Linked DNA regions of Mus musculus: all the other regions are linked to region 3. A link is a loop called in an ENCODE intact Hi-C map of the cell type or tissue named here. Cell type or tissue: heart. All regions are shown on one strand.

Region 1 (8,000 bases), 63 kb after region 3:
AAGTACAGAGTCAAAATCTCCGGGTTGCTTATACCACACAGCTCTCAGCCACGGGACAGGGAGGAGATATAGGATGTCTGCATCAAGAAGCCTCAGTCTGACCCTCGAGAGGTAAAGGATACCCAGGAACAACACTAGAGCATCAGACTCTGTGCCCTGTCTCACCTCACCTCCACCCCCCACCCCCGAGCCTCTGATCTGGAAACTGATTATTCATTCAGGCAGAGCTTTCCACCACAGGAGGAAGAACACCCAGGTTATACTGCAGCAAGAGCTGACAAATGAGCAACTTGCTAGAGAGTGAACAGTGTCTGGGGGCAGGGGAGGGAAGGAAAAAGGAGGTGATATCAAGATGGGAACAGAGCAGCCAACCCTGGTAGTCAGTGAGATGAGCAGACTTAGAAAAGGAAACAAGCCAGGTGCAGCTGAAAAGCAGAGCTTTCTGGAGCTCGGTGGAGGAGCACTTACCTAGTAAGCTGGGTTCGATTCCCAGCACTGCACAACAAGAAACTGTACACGATGCAGCAAAGCTACTGTGCTGATGCAGAAGAGAGACAGTGGTGCCTAAAGCCAGCTCCCATCAGTGTCCTGCCTGCTCAAAGGTATTTCAGACCTAAAGAATAGATGATGGAGTCAGAGTCAACCAGAGCTAATTCTTCATGATGAGTCGTTACTCGGAAGACCAGCTGATGGCTCCAGTTGCAAAGAAGAGGACCCCACCACGAAGACTATACTGCAGCAACACCTGCCTTATTGAAACTCCGGTCCCTAACCTGCTGATGTCTGTATAAGTAACTTTGTCTTTATAGTACTCTAGAACTTTCCACAGGAGTTGGGCTAGATCCAGTTCTTTCCCAGGTGAGTCTTTCCCTCTACTGAGCTGCCTTGGTACCCACAAAGTGTCTCTATCTCCACACTGATAGGAACTGGAAAAGCCCAGTTTCTGCTTTTAAGGAGTCACTCGGGCTTAATATCTAAGGTATACTTTCTGCTAAGCCACGCGGATGATATTTGTGTTTCTGCTATACTTTTGTCATGGGCATCATCGCAAACGCTGCTTTGCGTTTTCTGAGTCCTGTGGAAATGTTCTCCGCTAGTGTTTTAGTTATGAATTGTAATACTCATTTAAAAACTTGATTCTTTTGTGCTTTGTCGACTAAAGGAAAGACCTTCTGAAAGCTTAAGGGGGAAATAGAAATGAGAAGGCTAAGACGAGCTAAGGACAGTGCAAAGGGATGAAAATGTCATAATGAAATCCATTATTTTATCCACTCACTCTTCAACACAAGGGTCCAGAACAAGTGAGGATATGGAGTGTGTGAGTGCGAGCCCTCTCCCGTCCTCATGTCCACTGACTCCTCCTGCGTCCACTGGCTTCTCAGGCTTAAATTACTCAGAGTTTGTTAGTAACATTGCTCTTCCGAGGTTGGAAAGCCTGGAGCCCCCCTCACGTTGGAGCTTTAGAGAAAAAGAATAGAGGAATGTTCCCGGGCCTCTGTGAGCCCAGCCTCTCTCGGCCTCTCTGCCCTTGCTCTCTGCTCAGGTGCGGCGAGCTGTTGAGGAGACTGTGACTCCCATAGCTCAGAAAGCTCTTCCTCTGCCTTCATAAGCCCAACACTGCAGCCTTCGAGCCCTTGGCCTTATTCACAAGAATTCCAGAGGACATTCTGTGACTCGTGCCAAGACTGGCCAGTGACCCCCACTTCCAGTTTATGCTCTTGAGCAGCGGAATGGGGGATCTGCTATTTGACAGCTATTTAGAAACAATCTATCCATGCCTGGACCCCACCTCCTGAATTTCCAGTCCAGTGGCTTCAAAAGTCTGTCCTTCACAGGGGGTGTAGCTCCTGAAGACCCATTGAGTAGTCTGATCCTGGGGTAGCCCTAGATCTGTGTAGCCCCTTCAATGGTGCCAAGGAACAGAAATGCCCAGCATAGGGGAACTGAGGACACCACCTTGCAGTCTGTACACATTGCCAAGGACAGGAGACACCTCTTCATACTTAGTGTATGAGGCCTGGAGTCAGTATGGTCTCAGACGCGGGGCAGGCAGCCTCTCCTCAACTCGCCTTGGTGTACTTGTGTGTAAGATCCAACTTTGTAAGCTGCTGGGAAAAGTTCAGGGTTCCTCAAACAGCACAGAGCCTGGCACCAAATGAGTGATTAGGCCACACTCGCGGCTGCATTGGTGCTCCCTGAGCAGTGTCTGGGGCCGCAGGGTTGTTGATGCAACTTGCAACTAACAACATTATAGTAGATAAAGTATGCAGGGATCCTCTAGCAGCCCGTGTGCTCTGCCCCCCTGCAACAGTGCCAGCCTGGACTGTGAGGATACCGATGCCATGGTGCAGAGCAGGCTCCACACATGGGAGCCCACCAAAGTGGTGGTCCCACTGGGCTATGTGATTTGGACTTAAACTTCTCCTTTGATGAGACCTACCTATGATCTGTCAGCCGTGAAGTCTCGATGTTTCCGTCAGTCTCCTACCTTTTCTGCCTTTTCTTGCCCTAACAACCATGATGATCCGGTGACTCTCCTCGCTTCACTGAAAGCCCCAGAGGAGTCCAGTCAGTGGTGGGAACATCACAAGGACAAGCTGTGAAGCAATCTGGATTTGGCAAAACACAAGGATCCACTTAGCATCTGTCTTCTTGGCTTTCAAGTAAGATTTCAGGCTGGTTCTAAACGGTGACATTTGGCCTACAGAGGTAGTATGACAGGAAAAGCAGGAGAGGCTTTCGCCCGGATTGACTGGCGTGTTCCCAGCACTGTGGAGTGACCTCGAATCCTGCACACCATTTCTTTCCCACCGTGGATAAGAGGCCATTCTTTTTGCTCGTTCGCCTGTGGCCGCTGGTTGATGTCTAGCCAATGCAGCAGGACGCTTCCTTACTCCAGATGGGTCTGAGTCCAAGAAATGCAGTTCTGTGTTTATCCAGGCTCGGAGAGTTGAGGAAAAGCCCCGGAGCAAATGTACAGTTTCTATTTCCCCCGTGTCTGTGCAGAGACGGGATCTCTGATTTCTCAGCAGCAGGACAAGCCTGGGGCAAAACTCAGTTCTGTGCAGGAACCTGCTCTTCTAAACCTGAAAGACCTTACCATCCACCGCTCCATCCACCTTCCCTGTGGAGGTGTTCTTACTCCTTGTCCCATATGTCCCCTCTCCTGAATGTGACCTGAGTGGCCCTGGGAAAGCAAAATCATTCTTACTGTGACTTTATGTCAAATTTAACCTGGAGTTGGTGAGATGGCTCAGTGGGTATGGGAAATGACCGTCAAGCCTGTTGGGTGACCTGAGTCTGAGCCCCAGACCCCACGTGGTGGGAGGAAAAAGCCAACACCCACATGTTGTTCTCTGACCTCCACGCGTGCACACATGTGTGCATGAGCCCTCCTCCACCACACACAATAAATCAATGAAATGTAAGTTTTTAAAATGTAAGTTAAAAAAATCATCCACATCACCTTGATTAACAAAAAAGAAAAAAAAATCTGGAAGGCACAAAGATCACTTGATTACATCCAGGGCCAAAGAGTATGAACATTTACACAATTAGAGCTCTTCCTCAAGAACCTCCCATCCCAACGCCCACTTCTCGATGTTTATCAGAGGCTGTGGTGTGTGAGCCCGCCTCGGAGACTTCACTGCTGGGCTCATGTTGCACTTAGTGGTTGCTTCTTCAAGCCACCAAGTTTGAACTGGATAAAGAGTAATGACTCACAGACTAGGTTTTATTTAAGGGGATTGGGAAGGGGGTCTTGATTTTAAGTGCATGTTATGAGTTTGGGACCATTGTGGAAACAAATCTAATCACGGGTGAATGCTCAGTGTAGACATCCAGAATGGATTCCAGCTGTCAGGCTCCTGTTGTTGTTGGCTGGTCTTGTTCTGGGGGCGGGAGGAGCGGAGCCCACTATCCAAACTGTCCCCTTGGGACTAGGCTTCCCACAGCATTTGTTTTTTTTTAACATAGCAACAGATGCTCCTATGTTGAAAAGGGAGAGCTAAACACTGCCTTTGTTTCATTGTGTCAGGCAGTAGTTTAACACTAAGGCATTTTCAGCTCTGGTCTCTAACCTTGCTTACAGCAAGCAAGAAGTGGAAAGAAATGCCTTTGTGCTGTGAACAGCAGAATTTACATCAGCTCCGGAAGAAGGCACTAAGTTCCTTCTAACAAATGCAGGGATATTTTCTGCCCGGCTCCCTTCCCTTCCTACTCCCAGTACACATAGGTTTGTTTGTTTGTTTGCTTGCTTGCTTGCTTGTTGCTTGCTTGCTTGCTTGCTGTTTGTTTTGGCTGTTCTGTGTTTGCAGTTACTGCTCCCAGCTCCCATTGGTTAGTCAGATGTAGAAATGGAAATCTCAGGATCCCCATGGAGAGAGAGTGTCAGGTTCACACAGACACAAGACAGAGACCATGAATGATCCTGCTGTGCGTGTGTGTGTGTGTGTGTGTGTGTGTGTGTGTGTGTGTGTGTGTGTGTCTCAGGTGTCTTAAATCACCTTCAGTTTTACTTTTCGAGATGGGGTCTCTCAGGGAAACTGGAGCTCACCGTTGGGGTAGACTAACTAGAGCTCAAGCCCCTAAACCCTCCTCCTTCTGCCTTCCCAGCCCAGGGATTGCAGACATGCGTCACCACACACTGCTTCTTAAGTGGATGTCGGGGATCAGATCTCAGGTCCCCGAGCTTGCCCAGGAAGCTCTTTACCCGAGGAGCCATCTCCCCAGCTCCCTGCTTCTGTTATTAGTGTCTGAGTGGCCACTTCAGAGTCAGCGGTCTCTACAAACACTATGGATCTCCCAGCATGCCCCAGGCATGCTGCAAGCCAAAGTAAAGAGGCCTAGAGTGGTGACAGGGGACATCTGGAAGAGCCCCAGCCACACCCAAGGAGGGGAATCGGGTGAATTCAATATCTCTCACCACTCTTCCGTCTCCGAAATTACATTTGGGTTGCTTTCCCATTTGTGCACCCCTGAGATTGCAGAGGCCATAAATCATAAATGCCTTCAGAAGTCGGGAACCCTGGGAAGAAGACCTAAAGACCAAAGGGTGTGGTTGCAAAGGAGAGTACAGAGGGGAGACTTTTCTTCATCTTTAAATGTATATATTGGGAAGATGACTATGCAGTCTAGAGTGCTGGGCCAGCCACATGAGATAATGCATGGATTACACAGTACAGTATCCAGCACACTCCGTTCTCTCAGGCGGCTCTGTGGACAGAGGAGCAGTGGATGACAACATCAGCAGGCTGCTTACTCTCCAGTCCCTCTGTTTCTGCAGACTGTGGCTAGGAGTCCTGACCCTCTGGCTCCAAGCTGACCACTCACGTCACTGTATCACGCCTGCCACATTGTCTCCAAAGGTTGCCCTGTCCTTGCATGGCTTGGTTTCTGGAACGCTAACTCAAGGCAAAGGGGAATGAACAAAGGACAGACACAGAAGGCTGAGATTGCATGGCTGGGCTCTCTGTCGGAGAAGCCAGGGCACCCTAGAGTGTATAGTATATACAATTGGACTGGGAAGCAGAGTTATTGCATACAGCTGAACCAGGAGGTGGGATTATTACACGAAAGTAAACATGGAGGTGGGTGGCTAATCTCCGTAGGAGCAGCCTTTGGAGGAGCAATCTCTTCAGGTTCTAAACTTCCATAGGGAGAAAGCCTTAGTGGACATTTTCTGCACACACAGTTAGCATTTACAGCTGGGCCCTGAGGAGGGCTTTGCCCTCCCTCTGATCTTCACCCAAGCTCGGTTTTCTCATTCCCGTGGGTCTGAGGCACTGGGGTCCTTGACATGGGTCATGTCCATGTGAAATAATGCATACTGACCCAGGACTTCATTCCCTCCTTACAAAGGTTGGCTACCAATAGTTAATTGTGGTCATTCCAGGGCAGAGATTTTTCTGCTTGGACATTCATTCCAAACTCTCTAGCTCATGTTGAGGAATTTAGCCTTAGTGTTGGATTCACACAGGTGATTGGTGAGAAATTAAGTCCAAATTGCACACAGGCCATTTGCACTTTGCATCTGTATTCGACCAGCATCTATGCCTTCACGTTTTTCCATTAAATATTTATTGAGAGTTTCATTTCAGCATATGCTCTAAGGATGTTAAATTTTGCATCAAAGTCCATTAAAGAACTGTTCAGCAGGATTTGCAGGCATCTGGAGGAATGAGCCAGAGAGATGCACGTAAGAATTAAGAAGCATCACAAACATGCCAAGAGCTAAAGAGAATTCTACAAATGAGCACCACGCAATAGAGTAACAAGAAGAGGGGCTCAGTGGGAACAGAGAGGTATACTACTGCTGTCCTGGAAGGATCTTACTGGAAGGAAAGACATCATAGCACAGTCCCGAGAACAGTCTACATTGCAAACAGAAATTTTGCTCTCCACAGTGGTGCTATTTCCTGGAATTTTCAGGCATTATCAGCATCCTCTCACATGGTAGCTCTCAGTCTGTGGCCACAGGCCCCAGAATCAGCTGGGGGTTCGAGTGGAGTAAAAGTACATTCAGTTTTTGTCTTGGTTCCAGAACAGGAAAACTAAAACTCTTGGAGCCTCCTAGGTAATAAGGGCTTCTTCCCTGCTGTTTTTTTGTAGCTTTTAAGTTGTGTGTGTGTGTGTGTGTGTGTGTGTGTGTGTGTGTGTGATTTGTGAGCACAGTGAGCCTGATATGGGTACTTGAAACAACTCAAATCTTCAGGAAGAGCACCATGTGCCCTTAACAACCAAGCCATCTCTTCAGCCCCAGGAGCATCTTTGTATGCTACATAAAGAACACTTTATGGCCGAGTACTGGGGACATGGCTCAATCAGTAAAGTGTTTGCTATAGAAACTTGAGGACCTGGGTTCAGATCCAAACACTAACATAAAATGAAGGACTGGTAACAGAAACAGAAGGATCCCCCCAAAGCTTGCAGCCAGTCTAACCAACTGAAGACTCTGGGTTCAGTGAGACACCCTGTCTCAAAAATTAAGTTGCAGAATGACTCCAGAAGACAAACAACAGCCTGTGACCTATACCCATACATGTGTACATGCATGAATGACTGCACATAACACACACACACACACACACACACACACGTAGACATCACGTTACAAGGTACACTAGCTAGCAAGATGGCTCTTAGAAGGTGAATGGTTTGAATATATGTGTCCCTCCAAAACTCGTATGTTAGAATCTAAAACTCACTGTGTCCTTATTAAGAGGCAGAGCCATCCTGACTAAGTGGAATGCTCTGGAGTAAAATTAGCAACCAGGCAAAGGGACTTGAAGGAATGAGCCAGATTCTTTTGTTTCCTGCAAAAAGACACAGGGCTGGTCCCACCCAGAAGCCACAACAGCAAGGGGCTCCTGGAAGCTGAGTGAAGGCTCATGTGCACTGCATCGGCAACAATCCTGACCTTGGACTTTGCAGTCTCCAGAACTACAAGAAAGAAATCTCCATCCTTATAAATGATCAAGTCTGCAGCGTTTTGTCATAGCAGTACAAAGAGAATGAGAACATGGGCCCTTGTTTTAAGGGAAGGGCTGGCCAACCATGTCCCTGAAGAAATGAAATGTTCAGCCAACTCCTAACTTCCAGAAGGGGAACCAGGCTGGAGACTGAGTTCAGGCACCAGTGGCCCATGATTTGATTAATCTTACTTATGTAGAGAACACTGATTAAAAACTTCTGAATGAAGGTCAGGAAGTTTCTGTGCCGGAGTACTGGCTGATGTTCTGGATAGAGATGGCCCAGAAAGGCCACGGGACCTCTGCGCCCCATTCCCTTCCTTTACTCCATAGATCTCTCCGATATCACTGATCTTGCATTAACATTAAGACAAGGATTATAAGAAAAGAGCTTTCCAGATCTCCATGAAGAGGGGTGTGCATCCAAAAGGCCATGCTAGACAGTGATACAGACTGCTGAATAGGTGCTAGAAAGCATCAGAGAGGCGTTTTGGTGAAATTCACATTCCGAACCCAGACACGGTCATACAC
Region 2 (8,000 bases), 91 kb after region 3:
AAATAACAGCCAGGCTTCAGTTCATTTTCTGTGAGAGAATTAGATGCCACTTTTGCTGAAGGGCATAAAATCCACATCTTCTTCTTCTCCTCTAAAGGATCTATTTCTCAGGGAGACATCCTCTGAGCTGGATGGGAAGACAATGGGCCCATGACTTGCTTGGTAGCCCTAGAACCTAGTCCAGTCAGCCTTGCAACAGATGAGGCAAAAGTAAGTGTTTGTGAATGACAATTTGCCATTCAGAACAAAGAAAATCTGGTCACCCCCAAAGAGAAAGAAGATGGTGTTTTACTGGAACAAAGCCAAGAAAAACAATTATATCTCGTCTCAACAGCAGTTAAGGGACACTACAGACCTCTGAGCAGAATCAGAATGGCAAAAGCCATTGTGTTAATGTCTCACTAAGCCTTGGCAGAAAAGTGCTATTAACGCCAAGGGCACTGAGAGGCCGAGAAATGATCTAATCCAGGAAGCTCCCCCAATACTATATTTACACAAATGATAAATAGGTTTAAAGAAAGGAGAAACCAACTGGTGCTAATAGCTGGGGAAAGAAACTATTGGAACTGAGCCCTGCAGGAATGCCTTCCATCCAAGACCTAGACAGCTTTAAGAGCAATAGATCCTTTAGAGGAGAAGAAGAAGATGTGGATTTTATGCCCTTCAGCAAAAGTGGCATCTAATTCTCTCACAGAAAATGAACTGAAGCCTGGATGTTATTTTTTTGGAAGAACATTTCATGATTCTTTCTAAGATCCTAACTCCACTGTTAGTTGAGCTTAAGGAAAGACAGGCTATGGACGCGTTTCTTTCTGTGGCTTTCACCAGCCAGAGAATGTGGAATGGATGGTTCGAACCCATCCCAAAGGAAAGGCACCAGGAATGCAAATCGCTGTTGCAGGGAACTTTAGCAAAGAGATGTATAAAGTCATGTGTCCCAGGTAAGTCTGGGACTGTGCATAGGAGATTTAGGGAACAATGAGGTGTGAGCAGCTCACTGCTACACAACTGATGAAGAAGGAAGGGGTGGGCAACCTTGAAAACAACAGCAAAGGCATGCAGGAGGCAGCTGTTTGGAAACAGATAAAGGATCCAGCAAAGTTGAGTGTTCTTGTTTTCTGATTGATGAGATTCTGTACCGCGAAATGGTATCCAAAACCACACGGTCCAGGGACCAGTGGCAAAGATTAACAACAGTTTGGTTTGTCACCGCGGGGCCTTAGGCAGCAGCTGAACAGGAGTACTAAGCCATCTATAAAGTCATCCTTGGCATCAGAAAATTCATAAAGTATCCCGTGGGAGTCAAGCCCTGTTCTGTTGCCAATGCTCCTGTCTGTGTGCCTGCATCTTCAAGACTGTCTGCCTACCGTTTTACCTCCAAGTCTGAGACAAGCTTGTTTGTAACTATGAGGTAGTCATCTATTCCTGGCGTGGACTCAATATGCCCTGTCTTACTTCCTTGACATTTTATGTAAAATAGGATTCAGGGTGGCACTGTGGATCCACTCTAGACCTGGTTGTACCCATGGGAGCTTGTATCTCACAGGAACATTAACAGCCTCTTAGGAACTTGGTATTCAGAAGTTTCATTCCCAGAAGCCGGATCTGTGTAGGATACCAGGGAACTCAAGGCTTTTGAGTTCCAGAGTATTGCAAACTAACACTGCTCATTGTTCTTACTTAAGCCGCTTTTTCTCCTTCGTCAAGATGCGTCAGCATTTTCTCCAACAGCTGAAAGGGCAGGGGGACAGTATTCAGTCCTCAGTTTCCCTCACCACACAGGAGAATCATCACAAGAGTTAGCAGTACAGAATCAAGAAGTCCCTGGAGCTCTCTGTCCTTGGATCAGGGCTGTGCCACGTCTATAAAAGGGTCCATATAAGTCTGAGTGACAACTGCCACGTGTGTAAGAAGTACCCCCCACGGCAGAAAATGCACACTGTTTCTTCACTCATTTCCACCAGAAGAAATGACCTCTGTACTAACAGATACGCTAATCTAGAGAAATATCCCGGAAGACTTGACAGACATGGCATTATGTGTGGGGAAGATGATGTGTGGAGTTAAACTGGCTTCTCATGTATTCAGCCCCAGGCCAGCAGCTGTCTCCGGGTCCTCAAGTTCTGCTTGTCACACAGGAGCCACACATACACACACACACACACACACACACACACACACACACACACCAGAAATGGTTCTGTAGTCTTCTCACATTCCTCTGAGTGCCCTCGACATGTCACATGCCCTCACTGCAGACACCCACCCCAGTATCTATTATATGGCAGCAGCATACATAGATGTCACGTCGCCTCGTTCTCTTGAGTAACTCAAGTATTCAAATCTGTGCCTTACCCACAGTAGGTGCTCAGTAGACACTTTAGGAAATGAGTGGCCTGTGATTTAATACTGTGCATGTGTACATATACACATGTGTACACGTGTGTGTGCATGTGGAAGCCAGAGGTGGACTCTTTCTTCCTCCTTCTCGCTCTGCCTTATTTTGAGACAGGGTCACTCTCAGAACCCAGAGCTCACTGATTCAGCTCGACTAGGTCAGCAAACCCCACAGAGCCACCTGTCTGTTCCTCCCCAGTTTTAGAGTTACCACCACTAGCAGCTTCTACAGGGATACTGGGGATAGTTAAATCCTCCAGCATCCACTGAGCCACCTTCCCAGACCATTTAATTTTTTTTTTCTCAAGTACACTGACAGACCACTGACTTTGTGCTCAGGAGAGCCGCAGCATATAAACACCTTGAGATAGCTTGTGGTGTTCTACCTAGAGATCAGATATACCCAAACTTCAGCCCATTTTATTTTTGAAAATGGGGGTTTTTTGGTGGCGGCTACTTCCAGATGGAGATGAATGGAGGTCATGGTAATTTGTAGTGTGTTCTGGAATGTCGCAAGCCTCTCTTGAATGTGCAGTGTCCCCCGTGTGGTGTCCTAAGTTCTCCGAGATTTTTGTTACTGGCGTGTCCTACCTAACAAGGATCTCTGAAAACATTGCTCACGGGTATTGGTCACTGACTGTGCATACCGTCTGTCTGCCACAGCGGTTATGAAGCCCTCCTGTCCAAAGAGTCCTCTTCATCAGTGCCTGCCGTTGGCGGTGGCCTGCTTCAGTTCACTCAAACCACCAGGTTCATTTTCTCCTCCCTAGAGTTAGTCCTTTTTATCAGAAATAAACAAACAAATCTGGATTGGCTGGTTTACAATTCAGAACAGTTTATAAGATTTCAATGACTGTGTTTTTAGGCACCCTGACAGTACCTGGCTAGCTCCACTGTACAGAGCAACGCTCTCAGGCCCGACAAGCAGCCTTCCACACCCTGCTCCTCTGCCTCATTCTCTGTGAGAATGCATTCACTACAGTTCACTCACAGAAGGCTACTGTGGTTTTTCCAGGAAACGGCTGCCTGACCAGGGAGGCAGATTTTCCTGGGTACAGAATGAAGAAGCATTTATACAGAAATAGACGTGTGTAACAGCACATACACCGTATTAATGGCTTAACGACGATACCTGGGCCTTCCCAACAACCGCTGAGGGTTGCCAAACTGAGGTTGCTTTGTGTTGACCGAGTGAGCATAAGCGGTAGATATAGCTCTTTTTGTCTTGGCAGGGAAGCTGGCGCTCCTGCCAGACTCTACCCTAAAGGAAAGGGCCAACAGACAATAAGTCCATTCAAACGCACTAGCAATTTCTTCCAGTGGGGACTTTACAATTTCTAAATTGATACAAACTTTAAAACCACCCTATTTTAAGGGAAGTGTATATTTTCCAAAAGAAGTTATATATAGCAATGTAATATTGCCAGATTATTGTTGTTGGAAAGGGGGGAGGGAGGGGGTGGGAGCAACTCCCTTCCCAGTGGCTAAATACACGTTATTGCCGACTGGCCTCATTCAGTCAGCTGCTTCATTTGCTGGACTTAAGCGTTGACATGAAGCTTCCCCGCCACTGCGTGGTTGTTCCACCCATGTTTTACTTCTGTAGCTGATTTTGTTGGGTGAATGGGAAAAAAAAAAAAAGTGGAGGTTCTAACAGCAAACCTTACACCCCTCCACAACCAAAATCAAAAAGTCCTTGGAGGACTACCTATAAAAAGTAAAACGTGCTTTTTAACACAAAGTTCAATATTTGCCTGAGTTGGCACAGTCAAATTAGGAGAAAGTGGGGGAGGGGGGTCTGATTGTATGAGGCAGAATTTCAGGTGAACCACTAAGCTGCTCTTCTGAATTGAAAGAGCCCCCTGCTGGCCGGAGGAGGAACAAGCCTGGAGGGCGGGATGGTAGTCGTCTTGAGACTTCCCACTTCCCTAGCCCAAGATGCAGACACCACCAGACAGTGTTTAGGGCTTGCTCTGTGCCAGGCAGTGTGTAGTGTTCTAGCGCTGAAGGTAGTATGCTAAACAATGAAGACGGACAAGGTCTTTGACTTACGGGGATCTTCACTGCAAACGGGGAAACAAACAGATAATTAAAATAGAATGTCAAGCACAGGTGGAACCCGTGAGGAGCGCTGAGAAAAGAAGCAGAGAAGAATAAGAGAGGGCTGCCTGAGTTGGAAGGCGGAGGAGAATCTGTGGGCGTGGTTTGTGGGCAAGGGGCGGGGCCAGTATGAGAGCCCAAAAGCAGAAGGGATGGGGAGTGTGCTGAGTGCCAAGGAGGGAGTTAGAACCTCCAGTGATACAGTTTTGATTTTTCACGGGAATTCGGGAGCAGCCTTGAACAGAAAACTGACTAAAATCTTTGCCTTGTAAAAGGCGATGTTGTGCCACAGGGAACAGAAACTGCCAATGCCCAATCTGAGAGCCCATTAGGACTTACTGATGTGACGGTTCTAACAATTCATTCAAAGAAGAGTTATAGGCCCTCCGCCCTCAGAGAGATTTTAGACAACCTGAGGAAATGAGGTAGACTCACTTCAAATTAAACTCTCAAGAGGGAATAGAAAGCTGGCTCAACAGTTAAGATTGCCTGCGGCTCTTTCAGAGGGCCTGAGTTCAGGTTCCAGCACCCATGGGCAGTTCAACCAACTAGAACTCTAGCTCCAGAGGGTCCGAGGCCCTCTGTTGACCTCCAGAGTCACTGTAGTCGTAGGCACAGACCCCCTCATACATGTAATTAAATATAAAAAATAAATCTTCCAAAAACTCTAGATTTAGTTCATTTATGTGACAACTATTTTGCCAGCATATATGTATGTGCACTGCATGCATGTCTGGTGCTGGCAGAAGTCAGAAGAAGTATAGCATCCCCTGGAACAGAATGAATGGATGGTTTGGGATGGTGAGACTCCATATGGATGCTGAAAATTGAACCTGCGTCCTCTACAAAAGCAATAAGTACATCTTTTAAAAAAAAAAATTCAGAGTAGGAATGCTTCAAAATGGGGACAAAGTGCTTCAGATGGGGACATATTCACAGAGAAAGGATTTGCAGATAGACTGGGAAGTCCCTCCCATGGGTGCTATCTCTGAAGGATGGTGACAACTCAGAGAACCATGAGAGAAACGGCTAAAAGAAGATCAGTAAGCATGATCCAGTAGCACAGTACCTGTGGAAGTACTGTGGAAGGCCCTGGATTCGATCCCCTATACCGAAAAGGATAAAGGAAAAAACCAAAAGTGTTGGGAAGAACAAAATACTATTTATGAAGGAGACGGAGAAGTCACCGCTTCCTGATGTCCTGGTGGAGTCTGGGGACAGATCGAAAGCATGGCTTATCCCCAGAGCCTCAGCTAAGTGTCTGTCATGGATGCTGTGTTGTGTCTGTCATGGATGCTGTGTTGTGTCTGTCATGGATGCTGTGTTGTGCCACCCAGATCTCCCATTCAGGACTCACCTCCAGGAAAAATCGTAGGCTGTCTGGCCCCTACTTCCTGCCTGGGGGAGGTCACCTTGCCCTAGGCCATGTCTCCTTCCTGGGGGGCAGCCCACAGCAATAAGTGGCTAATAAGACCTACTGCTTTCCCCCCAAAAAGGCCAACTCTGAAGGGCCACGCAGCTCCAGTGCTCGCCCTTGTGACAGTGTGACTGCAGAATAGCTACCCTGTGGGCCGATCATCCTGTTCCTTTCTCTTCCCTCCTAAAACACTGATGCTGGTGGTAAGAAAGAGCCCTGGGGAACTGGCCTGGATGTGTCAAAGCCAGACTCAACTTCTCCAGGAACCTAGTAGCTGCAGGGTCTTTATTTACATAAACAAAGAGAAAAAATGACAGTATCACAAAGATTCGATCTAAAAGCTGCCTGTAACGGGTGGTTAAAAAGTAGCCTTAAAAGTGGACATTTGAAATTTAAAGGAGTCAGATAGGAGGCAAGTCACAGGGAAAGGTTTTTCCTCAGGACCTGAACCTATCAGGCTTGCAAAGCTGAGACGGGCCATTTACCTTTGTAGGGAGCGTGGTGCTGGGTTTCATAACCCGATTGATGGCTGCTGTCACCCATATAACCTCACAATCTCTTTTAATCTCCGCGCTCCTGTCACTTTGCTGCCATCTGGAGAGAGGATTAATTTCATTTGTCTCCCAAGGAGATGAATGCATCCAATCAGATCCCAGCGCACAAAGGGCCACCATTCTCTCACCCATCAGCTCAGATGGGCTTCAGTGGCCACCTCAGGACACACCCCCCCCTTGCCCTTCATCTCAGAGGTAAACAACCACCTCCTGGCACCACCTGCCACTGAGGGAGGTGGGAAGAGGGCAAAAGCAGCTCCAGGGATCCTGAGACACAGTGGAGAAAATGTTTACAGTTCCCTAGCCCACTGGGCTGTGCACTTCCTAGGGTAGGAGGACTTCTCCACAAGCCCAGAGCATCTTCTCATGAGCAGTCAGGGAGGGAAATGTGCCCTTTTTGGTACAGGGATTGATTTTATACCATAACCAACACTGCCCTAAGTCTCAGACACTCAGAGGAGTAGGTCACACTAGTTCAAGCACCACTACCCAGAGACACAGCAAAACTCAATGGCTAGAAAATTGGTACAAGGAGGGTCATTGATGAGGTAATTAAGGCAACCAAAAAATGATATAGATTTAGGATGATGGCGACTGCCAATTTGGCCCCGTATAAGCTGACTCTTATTCTTATTATCATTTTATTATTAATTGCTTTTTAAGTTAACATACAAATGAATGAGTTTTATTGTGGTGTTTCATCAGTTTTGTTACAGTGTGTGTGTGTGTGTGTGTGTGTGTGTGTGTGTGTGTGTGTGTGTGTAACATACATGTGCGGTCAAAGGACCACTTGTAAGAATCAGTTCTCTTCTATTCTTTCACCCTGTGGGGCCCAGATATCAAACTCAAGTTGTCAGGAATCGTGAGCAGTGCCACCATCCACTGAGCCATCTCACCAGGCTTCATTAATGTGTTTTCAAATATAGAAATCATTACACTTTGTCCTAACCCCTCTGCCACCCCCAGTGGCTTTCCCCTAGGCTCGGTATAAGTTCTGACTAAATAGGGCTCTCCCTATCATCTCAGCGATGTCCGTCTCCATGGCTCCCTCAGTGAGCCAGTTGTCATGGTGAACATGGAACAAACATGCTCTGACCCAAGTGAACTTATAACAAAACTATACTGATGGAGTTGCAAGTGGCTGGCGTCTGCTGGAAGGGAGGAGTCACTGATATCAACACCTCGAAAGGACTATGGGCACACAGCATAAGAGTTCCAGGGGAACAAAGACAGCCACAACCTCTAATAATGAGAAGAAAGGAATGCAAAGGGCAGGATTGTAGGGGAGATGATGAACGCCCCACATAAATGAAATTATTCAATTGAGGGTGTCAAGAGTTACTGGAAGATCCCATGAAATCCTCTCTCAGTCAGAGTAGAGGAAATGGAGTTGGCTGTTCCCACCATTCTAGTCCCATCTGGTCCTCTCAGTGGCTCCATAAGACTTAGCAGCGCTGCTGGCAGACTGCAGAAATGGCTCAGGGGTTAAGAATGTGCATTGCTCTTACAGGGGCTCCGAGTTCGGTTTCCAG
Region 3 (8,000 bases):
GACTTAATGGTAACACACCCGTGGCTCCTGGAAATCCCAAGACAAGAGTATCCACTATGCTCCCGACGACTGAGTTTCTGAGAGGCTGGAGAGATGGTTCAGTGGCTAAAAGCACATGCTGCTTGTGGTGGTTTGAATACACTTGGCTCAGGGAGTGGCATCATTTGAAGGTGTGGCCTCATTGGGGTAGGTGTGGCCTTGTTGGAAGAAGTGTGTCACTGTGGGTAGGGGCTTTAAGATCCTAGTTCTAGCTGCCTGGAAGCCAGTCTTCTCTTAGCAGCCTTCAGATGAAGATGTAGAACTCTCAGCTCCTGCACCATGCCAGCCTGGACACTGCCATGCTCCTGCCTTGATGATAATGGACTGAACCTCTGAACTTGTAAGCTGGTCCCAATTAAATGTTGTCCCTTGGTTGTGGTGTCTCTTCACAACAATGAAATCCTAACTAAGACACTGCTCTTTTCAGTTCCTGTCACCCATGTTGGGAAATTTACAACTGCTTGTAATTTCAGGTCCAGGGGGAACCCATGCTTCTGGCCTCCTAGGGCATTAATAATCATGTGCATATACCCACAGACAGGTAATTAAAGTAAGTTTAAAAGTCCTTAAGGAATATCTGAGTACACAGGGAGCTTCTAGAACTTTTTTTTTTAATTCAAGGTTACCCAAAATCCTGGAGTTTATCAACAAAAAACCCTGAGGTCCAGTGGCACAATGCTCTAATTCCTCACTCTGTGGGTATCTTCCAGAACCATGCCCACAGTTGCCAACCTTTGCATTTGCGAATAAAAACGCTTGTTCAGTACTGACAGGCAACTGGTGTCCATGACATACAATTCAGCTGCATCTTCAGTTATTTTACTGGAAATGAAGAAGGCCCTGGGCCATGCAAATTGGGGTGCTGGTGACAGTACCCTCTGGTTCAGCAAGCTGGGTTAAAATAACACATAGCCTTCCCCAAAGGCTGTTCCCTCTTCCCAGTCATGCTTAACACCCTTCCTGATGATGGTGGCATTGCCAACCGCTAACATGAGAATGGACTCCAGAATGAACCGGATGTCAGCCGATTTTGCTCACAGCTGTACCCTGGCATCTAACACCTGATGCTCAGTTGGTAACAAGGCTCTGGTTGCTCAATATCTAAAGTCAGTGGGAGTATGCCAGCTTCAGAGCACACCCAGCCTGCTGGTTTTCCTCGACCCTACTCCCAGCATGCACACCACTAGGATAAGCCACAAAGCCTTCCTTCCTGGCTGGCCCTTTAACCCGCTCATGGCCAAAGCAAGAGTTTTCACCAAATCATTTTTATAATGAGGTCAAACCAGGTGAACCCAAGTGAGGGATTCCAAACCTGGCTCTTTCTTGAAGGTAGAGTCCTGACCTAATCCTTTGCATGGATGGCTACTCTCCCAGATACTTCACCTTATCTGCTCAAAGGGCCACTGCATTCTCATACAAAGTTGGTTCTGCCTATTGTGAGAATTAGTAGTTTCATAGTATTTTGTGAACACATTCATTCACAAAAATCAGGAAAGAAACCCTCCTCACCAGGAAGCTTACCTTATATCTTAAATGAAAACAAAAAGAACCCGAATTTGGATCACTTTATTCAACTGCAAAAATAAGATTAAGCTACCTTTTGGGCAGAGAGTTGAAGCAATGAAGCTCAACAGTCACTGGTGGGAAGAAAGGAGACTGGGTGTAGCTAACAATCTCAGAAGAGCGCCTGGCTAGGGGTCCAGACAGGTGCCGCCAACTGGCAAGTCCTTCCTCCAATACTTTCCCATTGGCCCTTCCCCATTATCTCTACTCCAATAGGAATGTGCTCAGAAGTAAAGGCGGTGGATTTTCATTTTTTAGATCAAGACTTCCCAGAGTCACACTCCAGGAGACCTCGGGGCTTCTGAAGCATTCTACAAACGTTGCCAGGACTGAGCTGTCCCTAAGCAACAAAGAAGGCTTCATTCCTTTTTGCTCATCACTAGGTGTCACAGCTTGACATACATGTGTCAGGTTAGCGCCTTTGTTAATGACGGTTTTGTAATCCCTTGACTCTATTCGCTCTCCAGCCACACCCATAAACATCAAAATAGGGCAATGACCCGGGAGCAGGATACAGTTCAATGCCAGTCACTGCCCACTGTAGAGCGCACTATTAACTGCAACTGCCAGCCACAACCCACATTCCATTAGGGTCCAGGAGAGCAGTTTCTCTGTACAGTATCTCACAGCTCCAAAGTATAAACACTGACCTCATAAATGACTGTCAAAATGCCTTCTTAGAAAAGGTACTTCCTTTCCATTAACAACCCCCCCCCCAAAAAAAAAAAAAGAAAAGAAAAAAGGAAAATGAGATGGGCCTAAATCAAACTCAGAACTGAAACTAAATCCAAACCCAATCCTTGCAGGTTCATTTATCTAACAGGGCATTTGAGTAAAAGGCACATTACCTGTGGCTTTGGCACAAGTGCATTTCCTTCTCTTAGGGTACAGTTTGAACATACCAACACACTCATCAATAAACTTGTGGTCCTTCTCTCCTTGCTCAATAAGTGAAGCCAGACTATTTTAGTATTTTAAAAATAACCTTGAAAAATATGCAATCAGTCCACCAGGGTAAGAAGAAAAATGGGGGGGGGTAGTTACTTTATGTGATCTAACCCATTGACTTTAAAGGAGTTTTTCAGGTTCTTCACAAAGCCCTTGTGCCCCCTCTGGGCTGCCCTTCCCCCAAAGGAAAGGTGCAACGACGTGGCCAACAGGGCCACCAGCTTGGCGTCCAGGGCCCTTGCGGGGAGGCGGCGACCACAGCCTCTAGAGACAAAGTTCTGTAGTGCACTGACTTCTATCATACTCAGAGTCGGAGTGTCTCAGAACTTTGTCTCAAAAGACCAAACTGGCTGTCTTCCTCTGGAAGTTTCGTCCTGCAGGTGTGCTCCCTGCCATCCCGCCTCGCCCCCAGTGAAGGCAAAGAAGAATAACTCATTAGAAGCAATTTAGTCCAGGATGAGACCAATAGTGGTACGGATAGTTAATTATGGAAAATTACTGCCACAGTCAGCAGGAGTAAAAATCCAGTAGAAAGGGTGTCCTAAGAGACTCTGGTGGCAATGTCACAGCAAACGGACCAGTGGAATCACACAATGCCCCCTCCTTCCTACCTACTCTACACAAGAATCCATTGCCGGTCCAGCCCCCACCTCCTCCGGTCCTGTTACTAAACTTTGGCAAGAAGCTAATTCACTCAATCTAAGTTGCGGTAACTTTTTACCTTTCCATCTGGAAAGTTGGTGAGGGCGGGGAGGACCTCATGAGAACGAATTCCTGGAGCAGGGAGTCAAAGCCGGCGAACACAAGCCAGTTTCCCCGCAGATGGGACGTCCCGGGAAAGCCAGGCTTTTCGCGGCCTCCCCTTCCCCCAGCCATTCTCACCACACTACTCCGGTTATCCAGCTGCCCGCGCACAGTCTGGGAATCCGCGTCCACGCAGCCCTGGCCCCTCGGTGCCACCCACCCACTCTCCCGGTTTCCCTCTGCCTGCTGAGGCAGCGCCTCCGCAGCCGATCTGCATGCAGTCCACGACACAGGCCCGGCGCCCCTAGCCCATCCAGCCCGGACCACCGTGCGGGGTCCCGCACGCCTCCCCACACACTGCGCGCAAGCAGCTGTTGCGCGCGTGCAACAGGTCCGCAGAGCGCAGTCCCCATCCTGCCCGGTTGGTGCGCGTGGCCGACAGAACGCGGGGCCAGAGCTCCGAAGCTGCGGCCGGGGGTTGCATCGGCCTGTCTGGCCTGGCCGCCCTCCCAAAGGCCCCCCGCACGCCGCAGCCCGGCCCTCTGCGCCCCGGGCCGCTGAGCTAGGCTTCCAGTGGGCGCTCCGCTCCGCTCCCTTCCATCTTGACTTTTGCCGACGTGGAAATTTTGGGTTTGGAGACGACCTGCGCTCTTATTGGCTGCCGGCGGGCGGGGTCGGAGGTCACGGCTGCTCTTGCTATTCCGCGCCAAGGGGAGCCGCAAAACGGCTCGTGTCAAGTCAGCAGGTTCCCTCCGCCTCCTCAGGGTCACGTGCGCGCTGGGCGGGGCGGGGAACCGCCTCCTTATGCAAATAAACGACGAAGGGGCCCCAGGAGGAAGGGGGCGGAGCCGGCAGGCAGAGGGGCGGGGTGGGGGCGGAGCCTGAGCCGGGCGGGGTGCGGCACTCCAGGTGGTCACCTGGCTCCTAGTCCGGCTCCACCCGGCCTCTGGGTTCAGCCCTTTGTGGGCAGGCTGGGTAGACGTGGTCTCCATCCTGCCCGTGTGCAAGACGCTGAACACAGCTTTGCCCGCAGCCCCTTCCGCTAGGCCAGGCCAGAGCCCAGTTCGGGTCTGGGTCTCTGCTGGGTTGGGGAAGACGAGGCTGCCACCTAAGCAGAGTGAGAAATGGAAACCTTGAGGAGGACACTTTGGCTCCTCCCCCGGGGCTGAGTGTTACAAGAACTGAGAGAGGAATTCTCGGTAAGAGAATTCTAGAACAAAGCTAAATCAAGAATTCATCAAAGTTAAAAAGCCATCCTTTTGAATTAGCTGCCCATTGCCCACTGTAAGTAAGAAAAGGCCAACAGCTACCTGAAAGTATCAAAAATAGCAATTTCTTTTGTACCGCCTACAGGGACAAACCCAAAGGTCGGTCTGTCTGTCCTGACCCCTGCTGGACATTAGGCACGGGGGTGGAGGGCGTGGGGGGGGGGTGGAGCGTGGAACCTGGAGTCAAGGTCTCCTGCATCCGAAGGAGGTATAACTCAAGGTGCTCAGAATTGTCCATATCCACGATCTGTCAGTGGTTCCCCAAGCACGCATGGAGGAGGGCATGAAGGAAGGCGTGCTTTGTAGAAGAAAGGGATTGATGAGAGGCCACATGACTAGATGGCTTCCTTCCCTCCACCCTCCCCAAAGAGAAGACAGCAATGTCAATGTACAGGTAGAGCCCAGGTTATGGTGAAAACCACAGCCTCTGGCCACCGAGCTGCATCTTTTAAAACACAGATATTTCTCAGAACAGGCCTGGTTTTTCTTTGTGATAAAACGTCTGTATCATTTCTTTTTTCCATCTTAAGTGTGGCTGGATGATACGGAAAATGAAAGGTACATTTTCATGGGAAGATTCTTACCTGGAAACTTCTTCCCCTCCTGTCTTCTTAATTTACTCGTCCCTTCTCCCCCATCCCCCTATGGAAAGATAAATCCTTGCTCCTTCCAACTGTTTATCCTTAGGGATCTTTCCACTTGCACACTTGCGTGTTTATCTGACCCTTCCGGGTGTGGGGGTGGGGGGCTCCACCAGGCATTGTCTCCTAGAGCCTCCCACCCCCCTGCTCTGCCAAGGTCTGTCAGCGGTGCTCTCTGGGCCTCAGAGTTGGTCCGGGCTCTGCCGCAGGTTCTGTTGTGTGAGCTGGAATATTGATTTTTCTTTTTTTTTCAGTGTGTGTGCGCGCCGCTCTGTTAAAAAAAAAATCAATATTTCAGTAGCTCAAGCACAGCGCAGGGCAGTGTAATGGAGCCAGCCAGCTGATGTAACGCGCCGGGTCCACCCTCAGCGATTGAGGTCAGTCAGAGAATGGCAATGCGTTTTCCTATTTCATTGTTTGCTTCGTGGACAGGGAGGGGGTTGGCCTACGCGTTTGTGGACATCAGAGGCCAAGCTCATGAGGTGTACCAGAACCAAGTTAGGAAAAACAAAAGGTGACAATCGCAGATGCCCTGTTATCCATTCATGTGAGAACTCTTATGTAAAACACTAGGCGATCTGGAATTATTCTCAGCCATAGGTTTGCCGCATTTCACACTGAGCAAAAGAAAATAGGCTTGCTTGGACAAGCATAGAGTTTATCTTTTAGTATTGGCTATCTGGCCTCGTATTATCCTTCTGTCCCCCAATATGCCTCTGTTTAAAAAGACAGCAGATTTCTCGCGTAATTTCAAAGGGGAGAACAGATGAATAAGCATCTGCCTAGGGGCTACCTTGGTGACCCCTGCAGCTGATGGAGGTAGGCTCTGAACCTGAGTGGGGCATGTGGGTCCTCCAGGCATTCCCACTAGATGAGCCCAGGTAAATCTGTTCACTCTCACCAGCCTCTCGGCTTCTACCTGTAACTTGAAGGTAAAAGGTCGCTTGAGGTGATTTCTGAATCCCCTCTCTAACTACGATTCTACAGAAGAAAGGGATAATATAGCTAAAGACAAGAGCATAATTATGTTGAGTGTGGATCTTAGATATGAAAATGGATTAATACCAAGAGCGTTGTAGAAGCAGAAGCAACTCATTCCAATTCTAGTTGTCTTTGTTTTAAATTACGTTTCATTGCAATCTTTTTGGAGGATGCTTTGGCTATTTTTCACAGTACACTCTTTTTTTATCCAGCTTCTCTCATTCTATGAGTGTCTCTTTAAAAAAAAAAAAACACTATTACTTAAAAAGAAGTCCATCGCTTGCGTTTTGTACCATTGAAACAAACACTGGAAACAACCTAGCAACGTGAAACCTATCACATAAAATACACTAGTGGCTTTGTATTCATTGGGGCGCAGATGTGTCATAGTGGTGCTGACTAAGGAGAGGTTTGCACTTGTGGATATGCATGTCATGGGAACCTCCATCTATGCAGGAGTGTGTCCCAGTGACCCAGGAAATGGGCTCTGGGAAATCTCATCTTCATCACCAGCTAGGTCTACATTGGCTCTAAACTAAGTAAGTTGGTCTTCTGTGGCCTATTGAAAGCACACAAATGTATAGGCTTGAAGTAGCACTACTTTGTATCTTACAAGAACTGGTACTAGAGGACCAAAGTGGGTTTTGCTGTGTAAGAAAAGGGTCAGGACTCACTCCCTCCAAGGACAACCCACCTATTTATCTTTCCAGAATGCCTCTTGGATCCATTGCAAGGCTGGGTGGTACAGAGTTCTGATCTCTGTTTTTATCGTTTCTTCTCCCACTCTGACCCTCCTGAGTCTTTAAAGGAAGGAACTTTGTGCTTATGCTGGGATCGGGTCACCTGGATAATTAAGAGTCATCCCCCGTAACTCAAGATTCTCTTGACATCACCATGTTAGCCACCATCGGGGCTCGCAGCCATTATTGAGCTAACATGGAGATATCTGCAGTACATGGAGATATCTGCAGTACTCACTCTATTTCCTTCTAAGAACTCCTGGAGTGAATCCCAATCAGTTAGAGGCTGCTCACATTTCCTCAGTGTGTGGCCGGCAATGGAGACAACTCTTCCCCATGTCTCAGCCCTCTGACACCGACTCCTCTACTCCAGTTCCTTTACCCTGGAGATCATGTTGAACCCAGATAGGGACATTGTGGATAATCTCCACATTTTAAGGTCAACCAAATATCAAACTTACATCTATTTGCAACCTTATATTTTCTATTTTAAGGTCAACCTTAAACTTATATTTATTTGCAACCTTATATTTCCTATGTCATATAACAAGTAACATGACATAATCACGCTCCCCTGGGATAAGGATGCAAACACCTGTGGCTGTGGTACCACTGCCCTTAGACCCAGCAGGAGGGTTTCTGTGAGTGTGAGGCCAGCCAGGGCTATAAAATGAGACCCTATCAAAATGAAAGAGAGAGAGAGAGAGAGAGAGAGAGAGAGAGAGAGAGAGAGAGAGAGAGAGAGAGAGAGAAAGGAAGGAAGGAAGAGAAAAGAGGAGAAGAAGGAGGAGGAGGAGGAGGAAAAGGAAAAGGAAAAGGAAAAGAAATGAATAAAGGATGCAAATATCTTTGGATCGCCTGCTACATTCAAGGTAATGGTAATAATCCCTATTAGAGTGTTGTGAGATAAAATATGTAAATGTTTAGCATCGTGCTAAACATAATCTGTATAGTAAGCACTACACAGTAGTTGTCACAGAGCAAGCGCTCTAAGGTGACTGTCCAGTATCACCTGGAAAGGAAACTCTGGCTGCGCCCTGTAGCATCTGGTAGATGGAGTAATTAAAATGGGTTTA

The links. A loop is a pair of places that touch in the nucleus more often than their neighbours do. Peaks named below come from ENCODE experiments on the same cell type or tissue, not always from the same donor. Only the 100,000 strongest peaks of a DNase experiment are listed, where the experiment ranks them.
Region 1: it touches region 3 in a loop (2.0-fold over the local background); 4 of 42 quality-filtered maps call a loop at or near these places.
Region 2: it touches region 3 in a loop (9-fold over the local background); 10 of 42 quality-filtered maps call a loop at or near these places.

What each region holds. Positions count from the first base shown.
Region 1 is chr6:51,330,279-51,338,278 of GRCm38, forward strand. No RefSeq gene overlaps it. Among named protein-coding and RNA genes, the nearest start is that of Gm32479, 25 kb to the left of the region's middle. In heart, no CTCF peak of the experiment used is centred here; DNase peaks (open chromatin) are centred at 2,723, 3,863 and 5,283; H3K27ac peaks cover 3,126 bases.
Region 2 is chr6:51,358,457-51,366,456 of GRCm38, forward strand. No RefSeq gene overlaps it. Among named protein-coding and RNA genes, the nearest start is that of Gm6559, 17 kb to the right of the region's middle. In heart, a CTCF peak has its summit at 4,272 (motif pointing left); DNase peaks (open chromatin) are centred at 4,275 and 4,615; H3K4me3 peaks cover 618 bases; H3K27ac peaks cover 422 bases.
Region 3 is chr6:51,267,009-51,275,008 of GRCm38, forward strand. Gm38821 reads right to left here. Exons shown (of 4, transcript XM_011241556.1): 2 at 4,199-4,402; 3 at 3,272-3,944. Mir148a (microRNA 148a) reads right to left here and starts at 2,902; the gene lies at 2,804-2,902. In heart, a CTCF peak has its summit at 3,756; a DNase peak (open chromatin) is centred at 4,023; H3K4me3 peaks cover 2,346 bases; H3K27ac peaks cover 1,926 bases; H3K27me3 peaks cover 403 bases.